Regions from separate parts of the Homo sapiens genome. Here region 1 is linked to region 2. The links are chromatin loops, found by intact Hi-C in ENCODE. Cell type or tissue: GM12878. All regions are shown on one strand. Links, peaks and the distances in the headings refer to the core of each region. The heading gives the core; the rest is flanking DNA. Region 1 overlaps PIK3R1 (phosphoinositide-3-kinase regulatory subunit 1). Region 2 overlaps LOC105379013 (a long non-coding RNA gene).

Region 1 (5,383 bases), core at 202-5,201, 130 kb before region 2:
TGGGACAAAGTTCCAAAATGCCAAATTCTTATTTTTTAAAAAGCTAGTTCTATAAAATACTGGTATTATGGGTGGGGAGGAAATAGAATTGAGTCAATTGGAAAGACTATCCAACTTAACATGAAACTTGTCACCATGAGATAGCATTAGCTGCCCAGGATGCTGCTATATATATATATATATATATATATGTGTGTGTGTGTGTGTGTGTGTGTGTATATATATATATATATATATATATATATATATATATATATGTGTGTGTATATATATATATATGTGTATATATATATGTATATACATATATGTATATATATGCACATATATATATGTATTTAAAAAAATCAAAACAAAAAAAAACTCATTTATACCTGTGTATTTTTTAAAGCTACAATCTGTTCAATGTTTTTAAAAATCTGTTTATATGACATTGTTAAAATAAAGTTGGTCTTTTGACGAGAGGGAGGATGTCACGGTCAGTTGTAACTTTGCCTTCACAAGGCAACTGGGGTGGGGGGTGGGGGTAGTGTGCCTCCTTGACATTTCGTTCAAGTTATAGATTCAATGGAGCTATGTCTTGTTTTAAGTTGCTTTAATGCATTGTATTAGATCTTCAAACAGAATAAAGGTTGTTTTGAAACTGAAGTTTTGGGTTGAAATTTCACTTATCACCTAAGAAATCTTTCTAAAACAGCTACCTTTTGGCTTATAAATGTTGCTGCTATTTCTGTTGTCTCCCACCCACTCCCTTTTGATTGTTATCACAGTATCTCATTTTTGTAAAGTTGAGAAGGACATTGAGTGGTCACATGTAAGTAATACATATGAGCTGTCTTTCATAATTTCACTGTTTTTTGAGACGGAGTCGGAGTCTCACTCTGTTGCCCAGGCTGGAGTGCAGTGGCGCTATCTCGGCTCACTGCAAGCTCCACCTCCTGGGTTTACGCCATTCTCCTGCCTCAGCCTCCCGAGCAGCTGGGTCTACAGGCGCCCGCCACCATGTCCGGCTAATTTTTTGTATTTTTAGTAGAGACGGGGTTTCACCGTGTTAGCCAGGATGGTCTCGATCTCCTGACCTCGTGATCCACTCGCCTCGGCCTCTCAAAGTGCTGGGATTACAGGCGTGAGCCACCGCGCCCGGCCAATTTCACCATCTTAAATGAGGAAATACACCTAGGTAATGTCCCTTCAAGGCACGTTCTCGCTATAGGAAAACTAGAATGCCCATCATCCTTCAATTCTCGCCTCCTCCGCATTCATACCCAAACCTTGAGAATCATCCTCTAAGAACGAAGTGTCCAGTTTTGTCTCTGTTGTGCAGTCTGCATATTTTGAACACTCACAGTGCAGGGATGACATGGGACTGTAGACAGGGAGCTAAGTTACACCTCAAATGCAGATTTTACATTGTATCACCTAGTCAAGATACACAAGTCTTACTGTAGGATAACTTTCCCATTTGTTTTGATTGCTAAGTGGACTTAAGGCAATACCACTTTGCATGTATATGGTGTTTACATGTAGACACAGTGAGGGTCTAGACCTGAAAGACATAGTCTAGTAGTAGAGGGGAGAGGGACGTACAAATAATTACTCTCAGGGCAACAATGACTAATATTTTTTGAGTATGGCAGTAGCTCCCAGACTGATGTTCTGCTTTCCCCCTGCTCTGTTTGGTATCACAGAGAACTATATTCGCTGGAGCGCTTGTCCTGGGGCTTCTAGGTGTCTCTTCCCTGGCTCTAGCTCCTGCCAGATAGACCCTCATTTTCAGGTCTGAGCAAACCCCCTCTGCTCTAGCTCTCAGGAGAAGGCTCTGGAAACATTACCTACTCCCATTTTTTACTCCAGCCCAAGAAGTGGTTGCAGCTTTATGCTGTTGCTAAACGTCTGGTTTCCCTCACCACCCCCATTTGGTTTCTGAACCCTTCCCTCACTCAAGTAATTATCATTCAATTATTCCAGTAAGAGCTAGGGTAATTCCCCCCCCACATACACACACTGGTCTCTGACATATCAAGTGATTATTATCTGTTAAACTCTTTGTTTTACTCTTTCCACAATTACCTGGGTAAGATGATTATATTCCCATTCTTTAGATGAGAAAACAAGCATAGATGTGAGATGACTTGCTCAAGATCATGCAGCATCTGAGAACAGAGTTGAACGCATAGGCTTCTCAAGCCAGAGCTCTTTGCCCCTATGCTGTAATGTAATAGACTTTCAATGGAAAATGCACAAGAGAATGCAAAAAAAAAAAAAAAAAAAGGCTCACTGGTAACTTTTTGCTGGGGAGGTAACCATGTGGCTTTCAATTAGTAGACAGTGCACAGGTGGTCAATGATGAATCACAGGAAATAGCCTGGGCTTGCTTTAAACCAGTGGTTCCCAAAGTGTGGTTCCCAGACTAACAGCATTCACATCAGCATCACTTGGAAACCTGTTAGAAGTACAAATTCACAGGCCCTACCCCTGACCTACTAACTCTGACACTGGAGCCCAGCAATCTGTTTCAACAAGCTGAGTGATTTTAATGTATACTAAAGTTTGAAGATCACGACTTTAGATCACCTGCTTACTGAAATAGTACTTCTAGCATTTTAACTAAAAACCATTACCATTAATGAGTGATATGTTACTTTCTAATTTATTTTCATAATGTAGGCCATAGGAAAAAGAAAACAGATTGATTTGCAGTTTAGGAGGCCCAGTCTGCTCTTTTTATCTGTCTTTAACCAGCTGTGGGAAGTGGGCCAATTCAAGGCACCTTCCAGGCCTCCAACTCCTTATCTGTGAGATAAAGGTATGGGCCTCTGGGACTCCTTCTAGAGCATATGCTGTGATTAAGTGAGCTGAATGAAGATTCCCAGTCCCCCAATTCTCCATTTACAACTTGACCACCAATTTTAACCCACAACTAATGGTCCTTTATGTTGCCAGTGACTATGGCCAAGTGAAAGCATGCCTCGAATTGGGGTATACTTTTCTTGCTGACATCTTAAAAGTGACACTTGAGGCGAATCTAAACTGGCAGCCAAGTTCTTGACAGTGTGGAGAGAGTGTATTTGGAAATGACACTCTGCCCATCTACCTAAAGCGTGAAGTGCTAAGAGAATTTGGCCTACCAAACCCTCTGGGGCATGGTGGGAGGCAGGAAAGTAGAGTCTGTTAAGACCTGATACAATGTCAGTCAATTTCAAAAACCCTTTTTTTTCCCCCGAACTTGTCCCTTAAAAGGTCTATTTAAAAATAAAAATCAGTTGCAATATCTTAAAGAGACAGAATTGATTATTCACTCTCCAAACTTCAGATTATCTTCTCAAAAGATAGCACTTTGTAACCTCCAGTTTGGTATTGCTGTCATAAATCAACTCAACAGAAAACCGCTGAGATGCTTTGGGGGAGGGAGGGTGTGGAGGATAAATGAGTAATCACCAACATGCTAATCTGCATTTTGCTTTCCAGAAGGAAAAGAGAAATTCCCTTCTCTCTGTAGCACTCAATCATAAGAGTCTGAAGCATCACCTCAGGCTTAACTTGTTAAATAAAATATTCTAAATCTATACCTGTCTTGACAGGTGTAAAGGTTTGGCCTATAATATGAGAACAGGACAGTCAACCTCTAACTACCACCACTAATCACATTAGGAAGAAAGTTACAAGGGAGGTCTATTCATCACCAAGACTGCTCATTAGAATTATAGTTTTGACTGTGAAATATACCATACGTTGTAAGACTAACTCGCTGGAACCAATTTATTTATGGAGCTCTCATTTCAGAACTCAGTGATTTATAGTCCAAACCCTCACAAATCAAAAAATATAGATAACTTCATCACAATGGAGATGATGTGCTAGTCACTTTATGTCATATTTACTGTCCTCTAACAGAGGCCCAGTGCCATGTTTAAAACTATTTAAAATAGTTTTGTTGACAGTGGTGATGATCTGTTTCTTTGGACCTGCGAGGATAAGACATCCAACGAGATGTCTAACGTACTGATTCATTCAAAGCTTTATTGAGCACCTACTATTTGCTGGACACTATTTCCCTCTGAAGGTCCAGTGATAAGACAGGTGAAATCAAAGATTACAGTCTGCTGGTGAAAGCAAACTCAAACAACTGCCCTCTATCATGAGATACAGAGAGGAATGAACACTAAGTCTCAAGCAGGCCTGCATGAGCAGCTAGGCCAAGCTTCAGAGAAGAGTTGACATTTCAAATGTTTCCTACTCTAGTAAAACAGGCCCATGTACTCCTGGTGGTTGCTCCTCCCACCAGCCTTCATGGAAGCTGGTTCTATTGAGGCTAGACCATTGTACTTCTTTAATATAATCACTTTTCAGGTGACATGTTTGGTTTTTCAATACTGTCAAAGGCATTATCTCCATTATAAGTTCTCTAGAGTTCAATGTTCCCATCTGCAGTTCCCATGCTGCAGGTGGTTCAGACAGCTGACATCACACACCTCAGCTTCAGGCAAGCCACTTTTCTCCCTGTCCAGGGACAGATGCCAGGGCCTCACTTGGCTCTTTGCCTTGGCACATTAGACGTGATCTGCATGCAACTGTACCTTTTCCTTTTATTTTAGATGAGAAATTCTCAACCCTAGCTGAACATTAGGATCACCTGGGTATCCATTTAATAGAAAACCTGACTTATTGGAGTCTCTAGGGGTGAGCATTAAATAAGATGTACAGAATGCACCTGCAACATGGCTGGCACTTAATAAATGGAAGGCAATAAATATAGTTGTTAGTCAGTCTTGCCTATCAAGATTAGATTCCCCAAAACTATCGCTTTCGATTTCCTGTCGTTTTTAGGATAGGGCTGGCTGGACACATGGTAAATCACCCAAAATCTGTAACTTTTAAGATATTTTATATAAGATATTTATATTTATTCATATCTGTACCTACTTTCAGGAAGTATTTACCTTTTATTGGCTCTTAGGCACACAGCATTGATTTACTCATCCAATGGACTAAAAATCACCAATTTATGTGTGGCTGGCTCTTCTATTATTCTGAAATATTGTATAACATTAAATACATTGAATGTATTTATAACATTAAATACATTCAATGTATTTATAACATTAAATACATTGTATACATTAATATACACTGTATAACATTAAATATAAGTATGACAAAAAAGCCATGAAATAGACACAAAACAAGTAGTGAAGGAAGAAAGGAAGGGAGATGTTATTGAAAATAAAAACCAATTGTCTCTAAGTTTCAATAATTGAAAGAAAACAAAGCTTCCTATTAGCCAGGCAAAAAAAAAAAAGGGGTGCACAATGCTTTCATAGTTCCAGTGCTCTGGGAGAAGGAACTTGTCAGTTCAGTGTGAACTAAACGATCCTCTGGCCCTGAC
Region 2 (5,383 bases), core at 291-5,290:
ATAAACGTTACCATCTTAACTATGAAGTGTACCATTAACAATGTGTTAAGTATACTCACATTATTGTACAACCAATGTAATCTCCAAAACTCATCTTACAAAACTGAAACTCTGTACCCATTAAACGACTCCTCATTTCCCCCTCCCTTATAAAAGTCTGACTGTTCTTGATATCTTACGTAAGTGGAATCATACAGTGTTTGTCTTTTTGTGACTGGCCTATTTCACTTAGTATGATGTCCTCAAGGTTCATCTATGTCAAAGCATATGTCAGACTGTCCTTCGTTTTTAAGGCTGGATAATATTCCATTGCATGTGTATTTCACATTTTGTTTATTTACTCATCTATCAATGGACACTGGAGTTGCTTCCATTTTTTTGGCTACTGTGAATAATGCTCTATCAACATGGTGTACAAACATCAGTTGGAGTCCTGCTTTCTACTCTTTGGGGTATATATTATACCTATAAGTGAAAATGCTGGGTCATATGGTAATTCTCTTTTCAATTTTTTGAGAAATGCCATAAGTTTTTCCACAGTGGCTGCACCGTTTTACATTCCCACTGACAGTGTTCTCTTCACTTTTATGAGGTGGCCACTCTTTCAGAAGGAGAGGCACTCTGGGTAAGATATGTGTCTAGAAATAGAATAAGATCAATCAGCCTTGATTCACGGAAGTGTCCTGTTCCAGCACCACCTTGCCAGGTGAAGTGAGTCACAAGCTCCCTTTCCGTTTCATTGTCACTGGCGGAAGGAAGTGATAGAGGTGGCTTCCAGCCATGCTGGGATGCCACATGCGTTTGCTGCTTGAGGAGGGACTTCCCATCTTTCCCTTGCTCTCTTTTCGCACACCTACTGCTAGGGCGCCTCTGACATAAGCCCACCTGCAACTTCTTCCAGGATCTGCTTCCACTTTGCCCCAGGAGCTACTTTTCTCTTTATCATTTTCTTTCATAGGATCTGAAAATGGTCTAGCAAAAGGTTGTTTCTTTGTTAGTCTCATGTTCTCGTGTCCATGTCAAATAGGGAAAATGAGGAAATTAATTGCTGTCTCTCTCAGGAACTCAGACCAACATAAAAATAAGACTCCTGAACTTAGAGCCTGTTTTGTCCACAAGATTATCCAACCTGCAGCAAGCACCAGAACTTGCCTGAGATCCTGAGATCCTAGTCACCTGGACATACACCAAGATCTAGCATGGAAGAAGGGAAATCTGCATCAGGAGTTCAGAGAAGGAAGAAGGATCAGTGAACTAACCTTAGCTCCTCCCTTTCAAATATCCACCTGGAAAAACAAAAATCTGTTCTCACCCTGGGCCACAAAGCTTGATGCTTAGGAGGCAGGCAGCTTGGAGGTGTGTTTCACCACCTGCTGGTTGCATGACTGTGAGCTCAGGACTTCACCTTTTTGTGCCTCAGTTTCCTCATCTGTAAAAGGGAGACAAGAGTTGTATACCTTATAGCATTCAAAGCAGTTTTATCACCTCACAACAACAAATTCTCTCACACTAGAGGCTATTAATCATCCTAGCAAGAGAAAAAGAGAAGGATCTTCAAAATTCAAATTTGGTTCCGTGTTTAGGTTCCTGTAAACAAGTCCGACACATTCTCCCTCTGCATCTTTGTTCAAGTTGTTTGCCTCTGTTGGTTCTTTCTCATGGTCCTCCTCCCGATCTTCTGCCTCTTTCTTCCCTTTCTTTTTGTGGGTTTAACTCTCCAGGCCCATAAGGATCTGTCCTGCCACATCTCTTATTTGAGATGCTCATTTTTGCTCTTCTTTTTACTGTGTCCTTCTCAGAGCTCCAGAACGATTTATTTTGCATTACCCATTAAGGCAGGCACATTGCTAGGCGCTCGCTGGAGACATGTGGTTGACGCTTTTTGAAGAATGCAGAATGCCTGGCTTAAAGAAACCTACTTTCTTAGAAAAGTTCCAGCTTAGAGCAAACCACCTCGTGATCACCCGCGTGGAATCTCGGGCTGAGCAATGTGGTTTGCAGATCCCTGAGCAGGGGCCTGTGAAATCTGGGAAGCAGGCATGTGCTGTGCGCAGAGGCATTCCAATAATAGTTTCAGATGCAGAGGACGGGCGGGCTGCTGTGACTCATGTCCCCAGCGCACGCACGTCTCCAGGCAGAGGGGACGTGGGCGGGGACGCTCACCCTTGGCCGAGGGGAATTACCTGGGGAGGCCAGGAAACAGGCCCCGGAGCACAGACAGGAGCCTGGCGTGCACAAGGGCAGCCACGCTGACTCACACAGGAAGGCAAGAGGGCGATGACCAAATTTGAAAGAAGCAAGTCGTCTATGTCAGGGAAGCCCTTAGAGAAACAGGAAGCATGATCAGCTGGTTTCAAGCTCAGAAAAGGAAAATTCAGTGTGTCCCCATGCCTTTGTTCTCACAGAAGTTTATCAAGATGAGACTCTGCTGAGCCTAGCACTGTGGTTCTGAGAAGTGAGAGTCAGCTACCTCCTCCAAGGGGGCCTCCACAGTGAGAGCGCACACAGTTGTCCGTCTGCAAGAACTGTTGGTACTTACCATAGCAAACATGTACGGACAGGGCCTCCACCTTCAGTTTTGTGGGTTGTGACCAGCCAAAGGGTGGCCAGCCGAGGGAGGAACTCTGCTTCCCAAGTCAGGCACCAGCCTGAGCCAGCCCAGAGGAAGGGACATCTTTTTCTAATGTGTCTACCCAAATGAGCACACCCTTTTCCAATTACCACAAAGACACCCTGCATGCTAGCTGTGGCCCTGTCTACAGAACACTTATTATATTCCAGACTCTGTTAAGAATTTGGTACACATTGTCTCATTTAATTCTTACAACGAACCTAAGAGACGGATTCTTTTTTTTTTGAGACAGAGTCTCACTCTGTCACCAGGCTGGAGTGCAGTGGCACGATCTCGGCTCACTGCAACCTCCGCCTCCTGGGTTTGAGCGATTCTCCTACCTCAGCCTCCCGAGTAGCTGGGAACTTCAGGTGCGCACCAGCATGCCCAGCTAATTTTTGTATTTTCAGTAGAGATAGAGTTTCACCACGTTGGCCAGGATGGTCTCAATCTCTTGACCTCGTGATTTGCCCGCCTCAGCCTCCCAAAGTGCTGGGATTAGGGTTCTTTTATTAACTCTGTTTTATAGATGAGGAACCGTAAGTACAGAGAGGGAATCTGCCTAACGCCACACAGCTATTTGTATCAGATTTGAAATTTGTACAAGGGCATGCTGCCTCCTAGGATGATTTTGTTTAGAACTAGATGATGATGATGATCATGATTTCAGTCATAGGTAGTTGAAGCTTCCCTGTGTTCTCAAGGATGTCTCAGTCAGCCTAATATGCCTCTGGGGTAAACAGAGAATGGTGGAGTGTTGGAAAGTTCTTGGAGAGGTTGGCTCCACCTGTCCAGGGCCAGGCTGCCCCAGGGCCATGTGCCCTGGCTGAGTAGCTGGCCTCTCTCCTATGCTAGAGCTTGGTATATGCCCAGCTGGCTAGGCTCTCTGGATTTCAGGATCTCAGACAAGTTCTGGTGCTTGTTGCAGATTGGATAATCTTGTGGACAAAACATAGGCTCTAAGTTCAGGAGTCCTATTTTCATGTTGGTCTGAGTTCCTGAGAAAGACAGCAGTGAACTTCCTCATTGCAGCACAGGGCACTTCCTCCGGCAGCACAGGGCAGGGATCCCCCTAACTGAACATAGGCTTGCCACCACCCTATTTCCCCAATGCCCTGAGTGTGGTGGGACTTCTTGCTATGCAGAAGATTTCTGTATAATTCTCCAGGTAATGACAGACAGGATAACCTGCCACTCAAATGGAGTTGCCACTTCAAGAGAAACAGCAACCTTTAGTCCAGAAATTCTAAAGCATCAATCCCCTTAAAATCATATTCTCAGCCCAGGATTGGTATGCTAACAAGTTCCCAGGGAGTTTGATACCCGTAGTTCTTTGGATTATTCTTCCTGAAACATCGCTTTGGGCCTTTCATGCTGAGAGATGTAGGTCGCCATCCAAGCTAAATGAAATAAGCAGAGCTGACACTGAAAGTCCTTTTGTCCGATGAAAGCTAACAACTCTAGTATCTTGGCTGACCATCACATCCTTTAAGGATCATTTTATTTTTAACAAATAACTGGAAAGTTGGCTTGCAATACCTTCAGGTGAAGGCTTTGGGGGGTGGGGCCACCTGTGACGACATGAATTGCCCTGAGGAAAATCATAGGAAGAAAATATATAGGTTTGAGTGACCTGGGCCATATTTTTGGGGCCCAATGGTTCAGCAAATCTAAAGATTTTCATATAGAAACACAAAACATTTGGAAAATGAGAGTAGATAAGGATTTGTGTTTCAGAAGGGCAGCTTACACCTCTGAGTTCAGGGATGAAAGGTTCTTCAGGACAGAGGGTGCTGTACTTTCTCTAATTTCCCACCCAGACTCCCTCCTTCCTACAAACATAGCAGGCACGACCTGGGTTTTGATCTGAAAAGCATCACACAGGCTTGTGGCCCAGAAATGTCTGTCTAATCTTCCTGACATTTCATGCTTCTGTGGCTTTCCTTTGGCTCTGGAAGAATTGGGAACTGTGAGACAGCCCACCCGAAGGGCTAAGTCCCTGAGAGGGAACCCCTTAATCTGTTAGCCCTCTGCCATTTTGGGACAGATTTCTTATCAACCCTGGCAGCTAGCCGAGATAATCAAGGCAGGTAAGGAGGCAGTGCCTGGATAATGGAATGGGAGAGGGTTAATGAGATCTGATAGGACATCGGGAGGGGGGCATGTGGATGCTGTTTCACATGCCAGAGGCCAGGTCTGCTGGTCTGCTTACTTCCTTTATCCTTCTGATTAGAGCTGGAATGGTCCCTGCCCTCCCCACCAAAACCATAAGTGCCCTCCCCACAACTTGCCCCATTACTTAGACTCAACACTCTCTAAGAATCCAAACAGCTGACCACATCACATGTTCTGGCTTCTTTCTGTTTTAAAGGAATGAGGGCAAGTGTGTGTGTGTGTGTGTGTGTGTGTGTAGAAGGCATGTTGGGCTCTATAGCTGCAGATTCCCTTCCCTTGGGCTCTCTCAGCTTCTACCAGTTTGAACAATCCCAGGAACTGCACACAAAAGAGACAGCTGGCTATGAACATCTTCCCCATGGGGAGACAGCTCCCAGGTAGAGCTGAAGCTGCAGCTGTCATCCTCAGAAAGGAGCTGTCTCCCTGCCAGATGTAAAGCCCAGACCTTGACCATCTCACAGCAACCTGAATTTCATTTATTGGGTTAGCTGGGCCACAACAGGCAAAAAGTAAGGAGAACTGGCCTTCCTCTGCTTTCCTCCTAGCTGTGAGCAGACACACAGGCTCCCAAAGCTTGTTGGAAATGAAGGTAGACAG

Evidence for each region. Hi-C counts contacts between places; a loop is a spot of excess contacts. Peaks named below come from ENCODE experiments on the same cell type or tissue, not always from the same donor. Only the 100,000 strongest peaks of a DNase experiment are listed, where the experiment ranks them.
Region 1: a loop joins it to region 2, with 5 times the contacts of the local background. A loop is called at or near these places in 2 of 110 quality-filtered maps.

Annotation. Positions count from the first base shown.
Region 1 is chr5:68,301,177-68,306,559 of GRCh38, forward strand. It overlaps PIK3R1 (phosphoinositide-3-kinase regulatory subunit 1), which reads left to right. Exons shown (of 16, transcript NM_181523.3): 16 at 1-645. Among named protein-coding and RNA genes, the nearest start is that of PIK3R1, 88 kb to the left of the region's middle. In GM12878, for the core only: no CTCF peak of the experiment used is centred there; a DNase peak (open chromatin) is centred at 2,391; H3K27ac peaks cover 424 bases.
Region 2 is chr5:68,432,157-68,437,539 of GRCh38, forward strand. LOC105379013 (a long non-coding RNA gene) reads right to left here. Exons shown (of 5, transcript XR_007058804.1): 4 at 1,313-1,429. Among named protein-coding and RNA genes, the nearest start is that of PIK3R1, 220 kb to the left of the region's middle. RefSeq lists enhancers at 1,558-2,757, 2,036-2,375, 2,066-2,360, 2,746-2,805. In GM12878, for the core only: no CTCF peak of the experiment used is centred there; DNase peaks (open chromatin) are centred at 2,315 and 3,702; H3K27ac peaks cover 2,878 bases.